Linked DNA regions of Homo sapiens: region 1 is linked to region 2. The links are chromatin contacts, found by Hi-C or POLR2A ChIA-PET in ENCODE. All regions are on one chromosome and are shown on one strand. The core of a region is the stretch at or near the end of the contact, and the rest is flanking DNA. Distances in the headings are between cores, read along the strand shown. Region 1 holds the start of LINC00499 (long intergenic non-protein coding RNA 499). Region 2 overlaps LINC00498 (long intergenic non-protein coding RNA 498).

Region 1 (7,153 bases), core at 3,394-5,893, 34 kb after region 2:
AGTGATCTGAAATAAGATGTATTACAAAAATGTATTTCCATTTCTGCGTCATCAAAGAGAGAAAATGGAGAAAAACAGAAAGTTCATTTTTTTCTCCAAATTTTGTGTCTATGATTAATGAGCTGCTGACTTTGTGGAGAAGGATTCCCCTCTCCACAAGGGTTTCAAAGCATTGTTTGTGCATCCAAAAAGCAGAAGCTCACTCTGAATCCAAAGTTTCAGCTGTTTGAACTCAATGCAACTCATAGTGTGTTGAGGAACAGTAACTAGAAAAAAGAGAAATTAAGCTAACCATTTCTCTCTCCTTTTCACTTGTCAGACTACATCTGTTTAGCCTTGACATTAAATTTCAAATGGGGTATTGCTACATTAAAATGCCAGTGGTCAAAACCCAACGGGAAACAAAGTGTTGTAAAAGATAGCTGAAGAATCTGTAGATGTATTCATTTGCTAGGGCCGCCATAACTAAGTTCCATCACAAACCGGCTCGCTTAAACAACAGAAATGTTTTTTCTCACAGTTCTGGAGGCTAGCTATCTGAAATCAAGATGTTGACAAGATTGGTTCCTTCTGAAGGCTGTGAGGGGAGGGTCTTTTGTCTGTTCCAGGCCTGTCTCCTAGGCTTGTAGATGGTGTCCTCCCTGCAATTTCATATCACCTTCCCTATATGCATGTTTCTGTGTTGAAATTCACCCTTTTTATAAGGAAATTTGTCACGCAGGATTAAATTCCACCTTATAACCTTACTTGAGCTTGATTACCTCCGTAAACACCCTATCACCAAGTAAGGTCACATTCTAAGGTACTCAGGTGTGAAGTCTTCAACACATAAATTTTTAGGGGAAACAATTCAGTCCATAACATTGTCTTATTCCATTCAGTCTAACATAACAAAATATCACAGACTGGGTGTTTTATTCCTCACACTCCTGGAGTCTTAAAAGACCAAGACCAAAGTGCCACTAGATCTGGTGTCTGGCGAGGGTCCTCTTCATAGATGGCTGTCTTTTCACTGTGTCCTCACATGGCAGAAGAAACAAGATACTTCTCTGGGGTCTCTTTTATAAAGGCACTAATTCCATTCATGTAGAAATGTTTTACAGGGTATATAATAACGATTTTCAAATTTCTGAAAGACTGTGCTGAAAAAGAGGGATGAGATTTTTCTGGGCTGCTCTAAAAGACAAAACTAAAATGAATATATAAAATTAGGGAAGTAAAAACTGTCATTAATATAAACAATACATTATTTGAGAACTTGTATATTTCGTAAGAAAGGCTTTGGATTTTGCAGTCATTGAGACAATAATATAAAATCACATCACCAATAATTGCTAGCAGATGAGGACTTATGTTTTTGCCTTCTCTCAGTCTTGGCTATTCCCTTTTAGTAAAATGGGGGTAATAACAGTTTTCATATGATTGCTGTGAAAGCTATATGAGATTATGTATATTTGACATCTAGCACTGTGCTCAGCCCAGATTACAACCTTAGAGAAGATTATTAATATTACTATTACTATTTTGAGTTTTCTAATTATTCTGAAGTAAAGAGACTATTTCAAAGAATTAAAATACTGGGTAGAGGGCCACTTTTCACAGATATTACAGCAATTCTTAAATTGTTTGGAGGTCAAATAAAGGATTTTTAAAAGTGACTTATACATTAATATTTTATGGTTCTAGAAGTAGATGAGAAGCTGAAAGTAGATTGAGTAGCCTAGGTTTTATATCTTCCCCAAACCCCCACCCCCACTAGACAAAAACTAGAGTTTCTATTGCTTACTTTGGTTGTATCATTCCTCAACTACTTAATTTCATAACTTGTAGCAATATTTCCCGTCATTGTTTGATTAATGTTCAAAAATGCCTGTACAAACACCAACATCAATTTTAATATAATCTTCAATGTCAAATATTATCACAAAAACAGCACTGAATATTCAACTGTTGCAGCTCCTTGAAACTGAATGAATGCCCCTAAATACAAATCTGTTGTGGGTTTATTGGAATAAGTACAAATTAATCTCTTCCTCATAAAAGGAAATACAGAGGATCCATCATCCATCCATTCGTTAATTCCTAAGTCATCAAGGTACACCCTGTTGTGTGTCCTGAGACTGCTAGGCATTGGGAATACAAATACTTAGCAGTCTCAGGGCACACAACACGGTATACATCAGGGAAAGTGCCATCTTGCAGGAGTTTTCAGTTTAGTGGAGAAAACATCCAGGTAGACATTTGTTTATTAAAGTGTTACTGCAGGTGATACGGTTTGGCTGTGTCCCCACCCAAGTCTCATCTCAAATTGTAATCCCCATGTGTTGGAGGAAGGACCTGGTGGGAGGTGATTGGATCACAAGGGCGGACTTCCCCCTTGCTATTCTCATGTTAGTAAGTGAGTTCTCGGGAAATACGGTTGTTTGAAAGTGTGTGGCACTTCCACATTTGCTCTCTCTCTCCTGCTCTGCCGTGGTAAGACGGACTTACTTCCTCTTTGCCTTCTGCCATGATTTTAAGTTTCCCGAGGCCTCTTAGTCATGCTTCTTGTTAAGCCTGTGGAACTGAGTCGATTAAGCCTCTTTTCTTCATAAATTACCCAGTCTCAGGTAGTTCTTTACAGCAGTGTAAAAATGTACTAGTACAGCAGGTTACTAAAATGGGCACTTAGCCACAACTTTGATGGTCAGGAAGGGCTTGGCACAAGAAGTGTTGCTAAGCTTAGACTACATGGTTAGTAGTTCACAGGTAAAAAGGAGGAGGAAAGAGTGCTCTGGAAAATAGAAAACTATATGTGAATGTTCAAGAAAGAATATGCATCAAAGAAGGAATTAACCTGGAGTGAGAAGGAACACGATGTGGTGGAAAACTGCATGAGCCCAGAGTCAGGAGACCTTCTGTAGCCATTAAGTAGTGATGCCCATTTCCCATCCGTGAATGCAGGATGCACTGTATAACGCTAAGAATGCTAGCCAGCTTTAGTGTTCATATATTATTTAAGATCTCTTATGCAAATTTTTAAAATGATCACACTCTTATAATGAGATATGAAAAATAGATTGGGGATGACTAGATGTTGAGCTGCTAAAAGCCAAATCTATTTTTTTCTCATCTTTGCAATAACTCAAAGTGCCTAGCATGGTGAAATTATGTAAAATTGAACCAAGATATGCTTCTCTATACAGAAGGAATTTAACATGGAGTCACTCCACAAGTACTGGTTTTTCCAATGGAGAAATGAATAAGAATGGACTCGTTCTGTTAAGAGGAAAGCTCAATCTCCCATGGTGCAGAATGAAGCTGTCTGTGAAGTGCTCTGCAGAGTACTCAAACCGGAAGCCAGATCACGGAGGCCTGGCGTACCTGCAGCAGTGGCTCTCAAACTATTTTACCCCAAAATAAACTTGGTGATTTGTTTAGAATACAAGTTCCCTTGTTTTAGCTTCCTACAGTCTAATTGTGTTGCCCCAGGCAGAAGCGCATGAGTCAGATGTACACTCAAGTTTCATTGCCAGAACCACCAAGTCCTTGCCCCTGACGTTGGGTCTTTCCTGTGTTTTCAACCTTTCGTCTCACTTTAAACCCTACCTCAATCCTTGCTTCAACCACGTGGAAGTGGCTCAAACATACCAGTTTATTCATGCCTCCATGCCTTTGTTATCAGCCCTCCCTCTATTTTAAAATGCTCTTGCCCTTAAAATGCAGTGTTCTGTTTCCCAGGTAACTGCCCACACATATTTCAAGACTCATCTATTTTAAATTTCTTCTCTGCCTTTCTTGTTTAGACTTGACCGCTCACTCCTTAGTGTCTTTACTTTAACCCTGACCTGTGATGTAACCTATAAAACATTTCTCCACTTATTTTTTATACATTTCTTTCTTCTCTATTACAGTATTTGATACGATAAGCACTTAATAAATGTTTGCTAAATGGATAAATGCATGAATGTATGAATGAATGAGATACATTCTAAAACAGTGCCTAAAGCATGGATTCTGCAGTTAGACTGCCTGGTTTCAAATCCTTTCTCTATCACTTACCAGGTGTATGAATTTAGGAAAGTTACTTTAAGCCTCTGTCTCAGTTTCTCAATTATAAATGGGAATGATAATATAGTATCTGCCTCATGTAGCTGTTAAGAGGTTTTAAATAAACTAATATTTGTAAAGCTGTAAAGCACTTAAAAGAATGTCTGGAACATAGTGTTATCAGCGTTTATAAAATAAACGAATATACTACAGCAAAGATGATGAATGTTTAAATTTATATCTAGAAACAGAGATTGAGAGCAGAGACAAATCCACAAGACGTAAGAAGAAAAAAGTGATGGGCTTGATGATTGAGGAAGAAAAAGGACTGGAATGAAGTCTTGGGATTCCAATGGTCACTGGAAGGGGTCGGCAAGCTTCTTCCATTAATTCATTGCCTTTAATTATTTGATCATAGGAAAGGAGAGTCTGGCCTTGTGGAAAAACACACAATCAGTTTCATTAGAAAAGAGAGAGTCAGATGTTTTTAAAACAGCAACAACAATATGCCCTGAATAGTAGAGAAACAAAAGAGCGATTGATCTACAAAGGCAAGACCCAGATTGAGACCACAGTGAACCCTGCAAAACAGAGGAGCCCCTGGGTGGGAGGGGATATAACTGGAACTCTGGGAATGTAACGGGCATGGTGTGCTTGTCTGATGGACAGGGCAGCTTAGGGGAATAAGTCTCTGCAGCGTTGTAGTGAAGAGAGAATACGGGACAACTGCAGGACCACAGCTCAGCCAAGAGTAAGCATAAATTTAAACATATTTCTTGATTTCTCTAAAGTCTCTCTTTTCTGTTAAATACAAATAATAATGCATGCTTCATTCAGCAAGTTATTGTGAGGACTAAATGAGACAGTATTGAAGTTACTATGTAACAGTAAATAAGGTACAGATAATCCTCAGTACAAGCACGATAGTGTGGGACTGCAAAGATGATTGCGCAAAGCAATCTTAATAATCAATGAGAAAACTAATGATTGGGCCTTGGCCTTTAAAAAGTTTTGCCAAAACATCAAAATCTTTCTTGCTGTCATTGACAAAGGTACAAGCAAATAAAAATAGTAAAACTAATACCTAGTACAATATAACTTAAAACATGAGAAATGTTTAAAACTGAAGTTACTTTTCATAAAAACTTATCAAAAGTAGTTTAAACCATGCTTGCCTCCTTGTCATGTAACTAACAATGTGGAGCACCATCTTTCTTTACGCACTGGCGAATTATCATACGCTTTTCTAAGTTCGGATCGGCTTCCCGCATTGTATTCTTCGTTCTTTCAGTGTCTTGAAACACCTCCAAGAGTTTTTTCTAACGTGAAAATTTTCTGCCAGCACTACTTCCTCTAGGACATCTTCATTCTGTTCATCACAACTACCTTTCTCATTTATGTTAAGTTCTCTTTTAGTAAATTTCTGTGGCCTCATACCTAGAAACTGAAATGACAGCAATGTCAATATTCCATAGTCAGCTGTCTTCTTATCGGATCTAATTTCACATCCAGCATTATTGCTTTTCATTTCTTGGCTGCACTTTCGTCTGTTGCACAATTCCTTCTTTTAATCATCCGTTTTGTAAAATGTCATGTGAGTTTATCATGGGAAGACATGGAGGCAACACAATTACATGCTTTGCTGGGTGGTAACTGAGTAACAGATGTGCAGTAGCCATACTGAGGTGATCCGTCACTCATCATGATGTGCATCTGATATTTATGTAGTGATTTCTGAACTGAAGTGCTATCAGTGAGGTTAGAACTTCATGAAATTGCAGTTAATATACCATAGTTAATGAAACGTGAACCATGCTATTGAGGGACTGGTGTTATTTAACTAAATCATGGTAACTGAAATGGATACATATGAATTAGCAAATTGAGAGCTGCCAGTATTTTTAATTTCACCCTTTCAATGTTCTTAATTTCTTTTTAATCAGTAAGACTTATGATTTTATGCACAGCATTGTGATGAGGATCCCCAGGTTTTGATGGTTAAGCTGCAATTTGAGTAAGAGGTTCAAAATTAGGCTTAGTTCCTAACCCCACTCTCTGCGTGATCCTCTTTCCCACACCATTCCAAACATGTCAGTGTGGCACACACCCAGGCTGAGAACCACTGCTCTAAAGCCTTCCACATAATTGAAAGTTTAGTCACTCTAGCTTTGAATTTTTCTGCTTAAAAAAAAATTAAGCTGTTAATTTAGAATTTTTGTGTCTTTGCTTTTAATTATTTCTTCTTATTTTGTTTTTGCTTATTTCATTTCCATTTGCTCATTTCATTGTAAAGAAATGGCTCTGAGAGAAATTTAAATTACCTTTGACTTTTCAGGGTATGCCCCTAGATCTCACTTCACCCCTTTTCCCTCTTTTCATCTCAAGAAACAAAATTAAGAATAAAAGTAAGGGGAGATAGTGTGAGTGAGAAAGAACAGAAATCTAGCCCCATGTAAATTAAAATGTTAAAAATAAAAAAAATCACATATTTTAAAAGGATTTTTCCATTAAACGTAGGAATTAAATAAGAATTTATGTTAGAGAACTAGGTTTGGGTAGACAAAAGCTTTCACGAAAATGTTTATTTTAGGTTTTTTTTTAATATCAAGTATTGTGAATATTTTAAATACGAAATAATAGGGAAATGGCAGAAAAAATATACTAACTAGGTGGAGTATTGCATAAATTTAGTGAATGTAAATGTTAGTTTTAAATACATTGTAGCAAGAAGAAAAAATGCAAAAGACACAATGTGAAGTGAAAAAAGTGGGAAACAGAATACTTTCCATGTAAGACAACAATGCAAGGGAGTTGATGCTTCTGCCCCTTTCCTCACAGCAGGAATGTCATTGCTCTCTCCCTCCCAGCCCTTCTCCCTCCCAGCACAAGCAACAAGATGATGCTTGGCCAATTCCTTAGAGTTACTGCTCAGAAGAAACACTGCAATGAGAAATAGTAACTGGCATGGCAAGGTCCTGTTATCTTCAGGTTCCTGCTATTAATAGAATCAAAATAGTAGACAAAACCCATCCTGATTCTTAACATAAGTTTAATAGTATGCTCCACTCTGAATTTCTAAGCCTACCCCCAACCACATCCCAAATGGTGTACCACTGTGGCCCAC
Region 2 (6,860 bases), core at 778-3,277:
AATTAGAAAAGACATAAACTGAAATATGAGCTATGTCTTGCTAGAATGAAAAATCAGATGTTATGTCTGTTTTTTAGTTTGATATGTGCCCTTGATCTTCAGCTGTCAGACCAACTTTGGATGTTATGTTTTTTATGGTTTACAAAGTATTCACAGGTGTGAGACCCCAATTTTTTTCAAAAAAGGGATTATTTCTTCACAATTCAAATAATCATATATAAAATACCTTGTCTATAAACTACATCTTACTGTTACCACTGAGATATGACATCATGAGTAAAATAGAAATCTAGTCTTACGGTTCTATGTTTTTAAAATGTACCTAAACACACACATATATATTTACTTATTATATACTTATATATATCCACCAACACTTGAATGTGTATCAATTATAAGTCACAGAACTAAAAATCATACAGTATGTGTAATTTTTTATTTGTATTCAAAATCTGTAAACTGAACACAAAGTTTGACAACTTATGGGGTTACAAACCACAAACAGGCATAAAAACATGACCAGAAATTATGGTTTTTTCTCTTTTTATTCTGAAATTAATTCTGTGAAATTTATTCACAATATCAAGGTAAAGTTTGGAGAGATAAGGAATCAGGAACTACTAACATCTGTGACCATTATCTCTACAATATGGGAAAAAAATCTTTAATAGAAATCTATGAAAAAATAACATTGTCAATATTATAACAATTAGGAAGGAAAGAATAGGGAGAAGAAAGAATAGGGAGAAGAAAGATTAGCCAAGCTAATTATGTGTTTAAGTAGATTTTTATCTTGTACTTTATTCCACTATATTTATTTAAGGGTGCCCAGGAATATGTTTTAATTAATTTGTAATATTGTTTCTCAATAAAAAAATCTTCAAACTTTTCACTAAAACATATTATTCACTAAAATCTGCATTGCTCCAAAGAAAATTTTTAGAAAATTGCATTCTATTCAGTGGGCATAATTAGACCCATAAGGCTTCCAAGAACTTTTTAGAAAGTCCCCTTAAATCTTTGCAAATTTTTAAAATAAGAATTCCTGCCATGCACAGATTATTAGGTCAATATTTATATTAAAATAGAGAGAAACAGAATTGTAAAACATGAAATAATTATGTTTGGCTATAATAGTTAACATTCTCCAAAGTGTTTTAATATATTCAAACTTATTTAGTTGAAACAACTCTATATCATAGGTACTTAGTTATTATTACATGGCCCAAGCTTCATCTGTATATCAATTTATCTCCCTGATGATTTCATCCTACCATTGTACCCTTCCCATGGCAACAACAACAATAACCAAAAAACCATCTGAGCTCAACCTGGTAGGCAGGTCATAAGGAATCCATCTCATATGCATCTGTATTTCAAATCCCAGTTGAAGTATTAACAATCTAACATTAAACCCTATTTTAAATATCTGAACACCAGTATGTCCGGTTACAGGGAAAGCCCATTCACTGTTGGTAGAGAGATGATATTGTCTTGGTCTTTGTTTGTGTTTGTTAAAATGCCTCAAAAAATAGGAATATTTTATATGCATTTTATATATATAGCATACCTCTGTATGTATCTGTACATGTGATAACTATTTAAATTACAAGTTCAAAAGTGCAAAATAAGCAGCACCAGAAATCAATGTGATGAAGAATATCTTATTTCTGGACTCAGAAAAATGTCTTTGTGACTTTGGTATACTACCCATCATTTGACAGAGTGAAGAAATACAGATTTTATCTGAGGCCTTCAGGTGCTGGCTTCATTTAAAATTACAAGCACCATCAGCTCATTCAAGTGTTTTGATAATAAAATTGTCAGTAGTCCAAAAGTGATTTCAAGATTTAATTATTCATCACGTGATTAAAAATAAAATTAATATTAACATGCAAATGTGTAGTTTTCTTAACAATATTGGCCAATATTATTTTAAAGAACATCTCTGAATGTTTTCACGTAAGAAAAGAGACTGTCCCAGAAATCCTGGACCCAGTTATCCTGAAGTTTCCTCTGATTCATCAAGTATTTAAGTTTCCAGGCCAACAGAAGCCTGAGGCTCAAATATTTGTAGCAAATCGGTGACTCAGGGCAACACAGCAGAACCCTGAGAAACAATGAAGAAGGAATTGTTTATAATCTTGTGCTCAGTTACACAAAAGATACACATTTATTTTCACCACCACCCACCAAAGACCCCAGAGGATCCAGAGGCTATAATAATAGAATATGTTACCAAAGGAAATACAAGATGACCCATTAAATTTGAATTTCAGATACTCAAACAAAAAAATTTAAAGTATGCTACAGGCACTATTTGGAGTATACTTATACTAAAAAAAATGTTGTTTATCTGAAATTCAAATTTAAATGGGCAATTTTTATTTTTGTTTTTGTTTTGTTATTTTGATAAATCTAGGAACATCTTTACCTCCACATACAATTCAAGGCTGATCAGTGAGGGAAGGATAAGAGTTTTAGACAAGAGGCTAGGCATGGTGGCTCATGCCTGTAGTCCCAGCACTTTGGGAGGCTGAGGTGGGAAAATTGCTTAAGACCAGGAGTTTCAGACAAGCATGGGGAATATAGCAAGACACCATCTCTACAAAAAAACAAATTAGCTGGTTATGATGGCAAATGCCTGTAGTTCCAGCTACTTGGGAGGCTGAAGCAGGAAGACTGCTTGAGCCCAGGAGGTTGAGGCTGCAGTGAGCCATGATTGCACCACTGTACTGCAGCCTAGGTGACAGAGCAAGACTCCATCTTAAAAAAAAAAAAAAAAAAAAAAAAAGGAGTTTTAGATAAAAAATGAAACTGAAATTCTAAACTAATCTAGGCCAGACTGGACTTTTTTCAATACAAAAGTGACAGGAAAGTTTTAAGTCTCCCATAAATCTCATTAAAGGGTGACAAGGAGAAAAAAAGTAAAAGAGTTTCATGTTTTTATGCCCCTCCAATTTCAGATTTTCTCAATAAGACAATTAAATATCCAGAGCTTGATAATTGAGTTCAACTCTGCATTGTTATTAATCCTATCTTAGTCCGTACAGAGTCATCATTACCATCCCTAGAAATAGATGCAATGAGCATTTCAGAATAATAGTTGTGACATTCTTTGAGGACAAATGCAAAAGTTTTGATGTGGATTCTCAGACATCAGTGCAGGTTTGGGAAATACCGACAGCTGAGATGGTGCTGAAAATGAGAACTCTCCAGCCTCTCCTTTAAAGCCTCTGTGACAGACATAAAAGTGCTTGGCTGGATGTTTAAAGTGGGAATCTCATGAATGCATTCTTGATAAAGCTTGCTGAAGATGGTGATTCCTCTGCAGTTTCCAGGGAGCTCTTGTGAGAGAGGGATGTCTAGAAAGTGACATTTAAACACAAACTCAGAAACTGATTTTTCTTTAAAAAATTGAGCCTCTACCTATAGAAATAAGGAGAAAAAAATGTATAAAAGTGGCCGAAGTCTTACATTCTGACATCCCTCCCTAAAGTGTTTGGGCATGCCATAAAAGAAGCAGGCTCATCTAATAGAATGGGCAGAACAATGTATGCTATCCAGCTACTTGGGGAAACTCAGAAGGCACAAAAATACAGGGAATTCTGGACCTGTCCCAGGGAGACACTTTTCAGCCTTGATTAGAATAGGTCATTGAGATGCTTAGAAGACTGATAGCTGATATGAAAAAGAAAGCACCTTTTCCTCTCTGTCCTAGGGACTGCAATGTGCCAAAAATGCCTCTACATGAAAAGATATAAGAAATATCATGAGAGAGCTGTAGGAATAAAATGTTTAAAGATATATCAGAAGGAAAGGAAAATAAATTCTCCACATATATGTCATGGTTATAAACTTTGCTCTAAAACGATGTCCAAAAAGCGATTAAAGATAGCAGAAATGGTAACCAGGTTCAACTGACAAAAGTTGTTGTTGAGGCCATAGTTAACATCTTTGAAGGCAGGCACAAGCTGCAGGAATAACAAAGGAAGCCTACTGTTATAAACTAAATGTCTGTGCTATGGTTTGAATATATCTTCCAAAAGTGTGTTGGAAACTTAATCCCCAATGCAACAATGAGGTGAGGCCTACTGAGAGGTAATTAGGCCATAACGGTGGTGTCCTCATGAATGAATTAATGTTGTTATTGCAAGAGTGGATATGTTATAAAAAGGGGATTTTGGTCCCCTTCTCTCTCTCTCTCATTCTCTCTCATCCTTTCTTACCTTCTCACCATCTACCATGACATGATGCAGCAAGAAGGCCTTTTCAAGATTCTAGCCTCTTGATCTGGGACTTCTCAACCTTTGGAACTGTGAGCCAATACATTTCTGTTCATTATAAATGTATTCTGTTCTAGCAGCACAAAATGGACTAATACAGTTTGTGTCTCCCCAAAATTCATATGTTGAAGTCTTAATGTCCAATGTAATGGCATTAAAAGCTGAGGCCTTTGGGAGGTAATCAGAATTAGATGAGGTCATGAGGATGGAGCACTGTGATATTAGTGTCCTCATAAGAAGAGAAAGAGACACCAAAGTTTCCTGTTTTAATTGCATGAGGACATAGTAAGAAGGCAGCCATCTGCAAGCCAGGAAGAGGGCCCTATACAAGGACCAAATCTGCCAGCACCTTGATCTTGGACTTTCTAGCCTACAGAACTATGAGAAAAAAATGTCTGTTGTTTAAGCCACCCTGTCTGTAGTATTTTGTTAGGGAAGCACAAGCTGATTAAGACATCTACCATTCTCCTAAAGCTAATGAAGTTGATTTTGGAAAAGAAGGATAGAGAGGTCAAAGTCACTGAAGAGAGAAAGAGAGAAAAGACCAAACTATGTACAATCACGAAGATCCCTGCCAGGGCTTTAAGGGAACAGATGATGACTTCTTGGAACATTGTTCATGTGATGACTTCAGAGGCTTGGGAGTAAATCAGACAGACTGACCCTGTTTCCTTGAATGAGTGCTTAAGTATTCGATACCAACTTGGTAGGTCTTCTGCTCATGAACTGATAGGATTCTACCAGAAAGTTAAAAATATACAGAAAGCCCAACTTGTGGCAGGCAAAGAGATAAACTCAGCTGCATAAGATGCTTAAAGAAGCCCCCTCTGAGAATGCAGCATTTAAGATGAGAAGGAGCCAGCCTTGAACAGCGGAAGGCAGAAGAGAAGAGCAGTCCAGACTGACGGGACAGTGCATGCGATCATTTCAAGGTGAAAAAAATCATGGCATGTCTGAAGTACCGAACAGAAGTCAGTTTAACTAGAGTATAGTGAGAGAGCAAGTCACTCAAAAGAATTTAAAGAGGTAAGTTGTAAGTTGAACAGGAAAATAAATGAGTGAATAAATAAATGATTACTCTGAAGAATGATTGCATTCCACTTATTAGACAGAGTTGTGAAGGAGGGATTCTCTAGGTACACAGTGAGTCATGGCAATTTTATAGAGGAAAGAAAGCAAAATGAATTTCTAAGACCTACAGAAAGAATAGCATTTGAAATCTTGGGGGAAAACAACATGTATGTCAGTGGACATGGAGCTCTGTGGTCCAAAGGCCCAGGAAGTAACAAATGGTAAGAAAGACACACTTTTCTTGATGTGCCAAGAAAACTGATGGAGCAGAGATTCCTCTCCCATGACCCCACATTTGAAAAGTACCAGTGCAAAGAAAAGCTCCAGTGCAAAAGCTTGTTGCTTTCCATGAAATTGCAAGATCATCCCTCAAAACAGGTGTTAAGTGGTATCCTGTGTACTTATAATTTTCTTAGTTAGCAAAGAATAGCTTGTAAAACTCATTTTTGAGAAAATGGTGGTTACTCTCATTGATAATTATTAAATATGATATAGTTAATAGTGAGAAGAACTATCTAGATAACTATAACTGTCAATTTCTTGATGCTAAGTAGAATTTAGCCTTCAAGAATGGAGGTTTTTAAATTATTAAAGTTTGGAGCTAGAAAGTAACTTGAAGCAAACGTCATTCTCTCTCTATTTTGCAAATTAGGAAAGTGAAACAAAGATGCATTAATTTAAGAATAGCAATAATGCATTTAATATCGACTAGTTTCGTGTACACTTCCCATTGTTCTTCTTTTGTCCCCAAAGTTAGCATAAACAAGATTTCTAAGAACTCTGGAGAGTGTAAGTGGTATATAAGCACAATATTTTCATTACTAAATTAAATAAATAGAATGGAATGAAGGTTTTTATCTATTTATTTCTGGCAAGAGAGAAATTTGGGGGACTTGACATTTCCTTCTTTGCACGTACACAGTCGTTTTTAGAAATGATGACCTCTAAATCATGCTTGTGTTGTTGCCTAAGGAGCCATGCCTTAGCTAACTCAATAATCTTGCTGCAAAAGTAACCAGTGATCAGATGAGAAGATAAACAATACACTGGTCTCAGAGACATGAGTCTGAGATAGGTTACTAGTCTAGGACCCAAGTAAATTAGCAGGCAAGGATAATATCATCTGCAATTTAACATGTGAAAAATTCAAGTTAGTGTAAATTGTATTATATTCTATGCATAGAAGATAAATCTCACAAGTAAACCCTCGCTATTAGAAATAAGTAAGATTTACAAGTAAATTGACAAGAAGTTCCTCAGGATCATCACTTATTAGTTTGGCTATACGGAAGACATAGAAACCACCCAGTTGCCAAGTACACTGACTTGAATCAAGTGGCTTAGAGAGTAATTTACAAATTTGAATGGCATTATATGAGATATGAATATGCCACAATTCCAAAAACTAATACACGTTCCCATCCCATTCAATTGGATATTATCATTGAATGATCATTTTCTCCGTTCAATAACCACGATCTGTTTACTAATTAAATAATAATT

Evidence for each region. Hi-C counts contacts between places; a loop is a spot of excess contacts on that map. ChIA-PET counts read pairs that join two places held with the same protein, here RNA polymerase II (POLR2A). Pooled maps may share reads with other maps.
Region 1: a map of mammary epithelial cell shows a loop between it and region 2 (6-fold over the local background). The contact joins the promoter of LINC00499 here to the enhancer-like site in region 2. A Hi-C loop is called at or near these places in 2 of 168 maps with a recorded cell type or tissue (GM12878 and mammary epithelial cell) and 2 of 50 pooled maps. POLR2A ChIA-PET finds 5 or more read pairs at or near these places in 2 of 52 experiments (MCF 10A and OCI-LY7).

The regions. Positions count from the first base shown.
Region 1 is chr4:138,305,068-138,312,220 of GRCh38, forward strand. It overlaps LINC00499 (long intergenic non-protein coding RNA 499), which reads left to right and starts at 4,644. Exons shown (of 3, transcript NR_051987.1): 1 at 4,644-4,780. All of the region lies in intron 1 of LINC00498 (long intergenic non-protein coding RNA 498), which reads right to left.
Region 2 is chr4:138,274,109-138,280,968 of GRCh38, forward strand. LINC00498 (long intergenic non-protein coding RNA 498) reads right to left here. Exons shown (of 7, transcript NR_198994.1): 7 at 3,007-3,365. Among named protein-coding and RNA genes, the nearest start is that of LINC00499, 32 kb to the right of the region's middle. Within about 2 kb of position 2,028, at least 4 of the 41 ENCODE cell types and tissues checked have a DNase peak (open chromatin) inside an H3K27ac peak, as active enhancers do; they include mammary epithelial cell, where a contact is called at or near this core.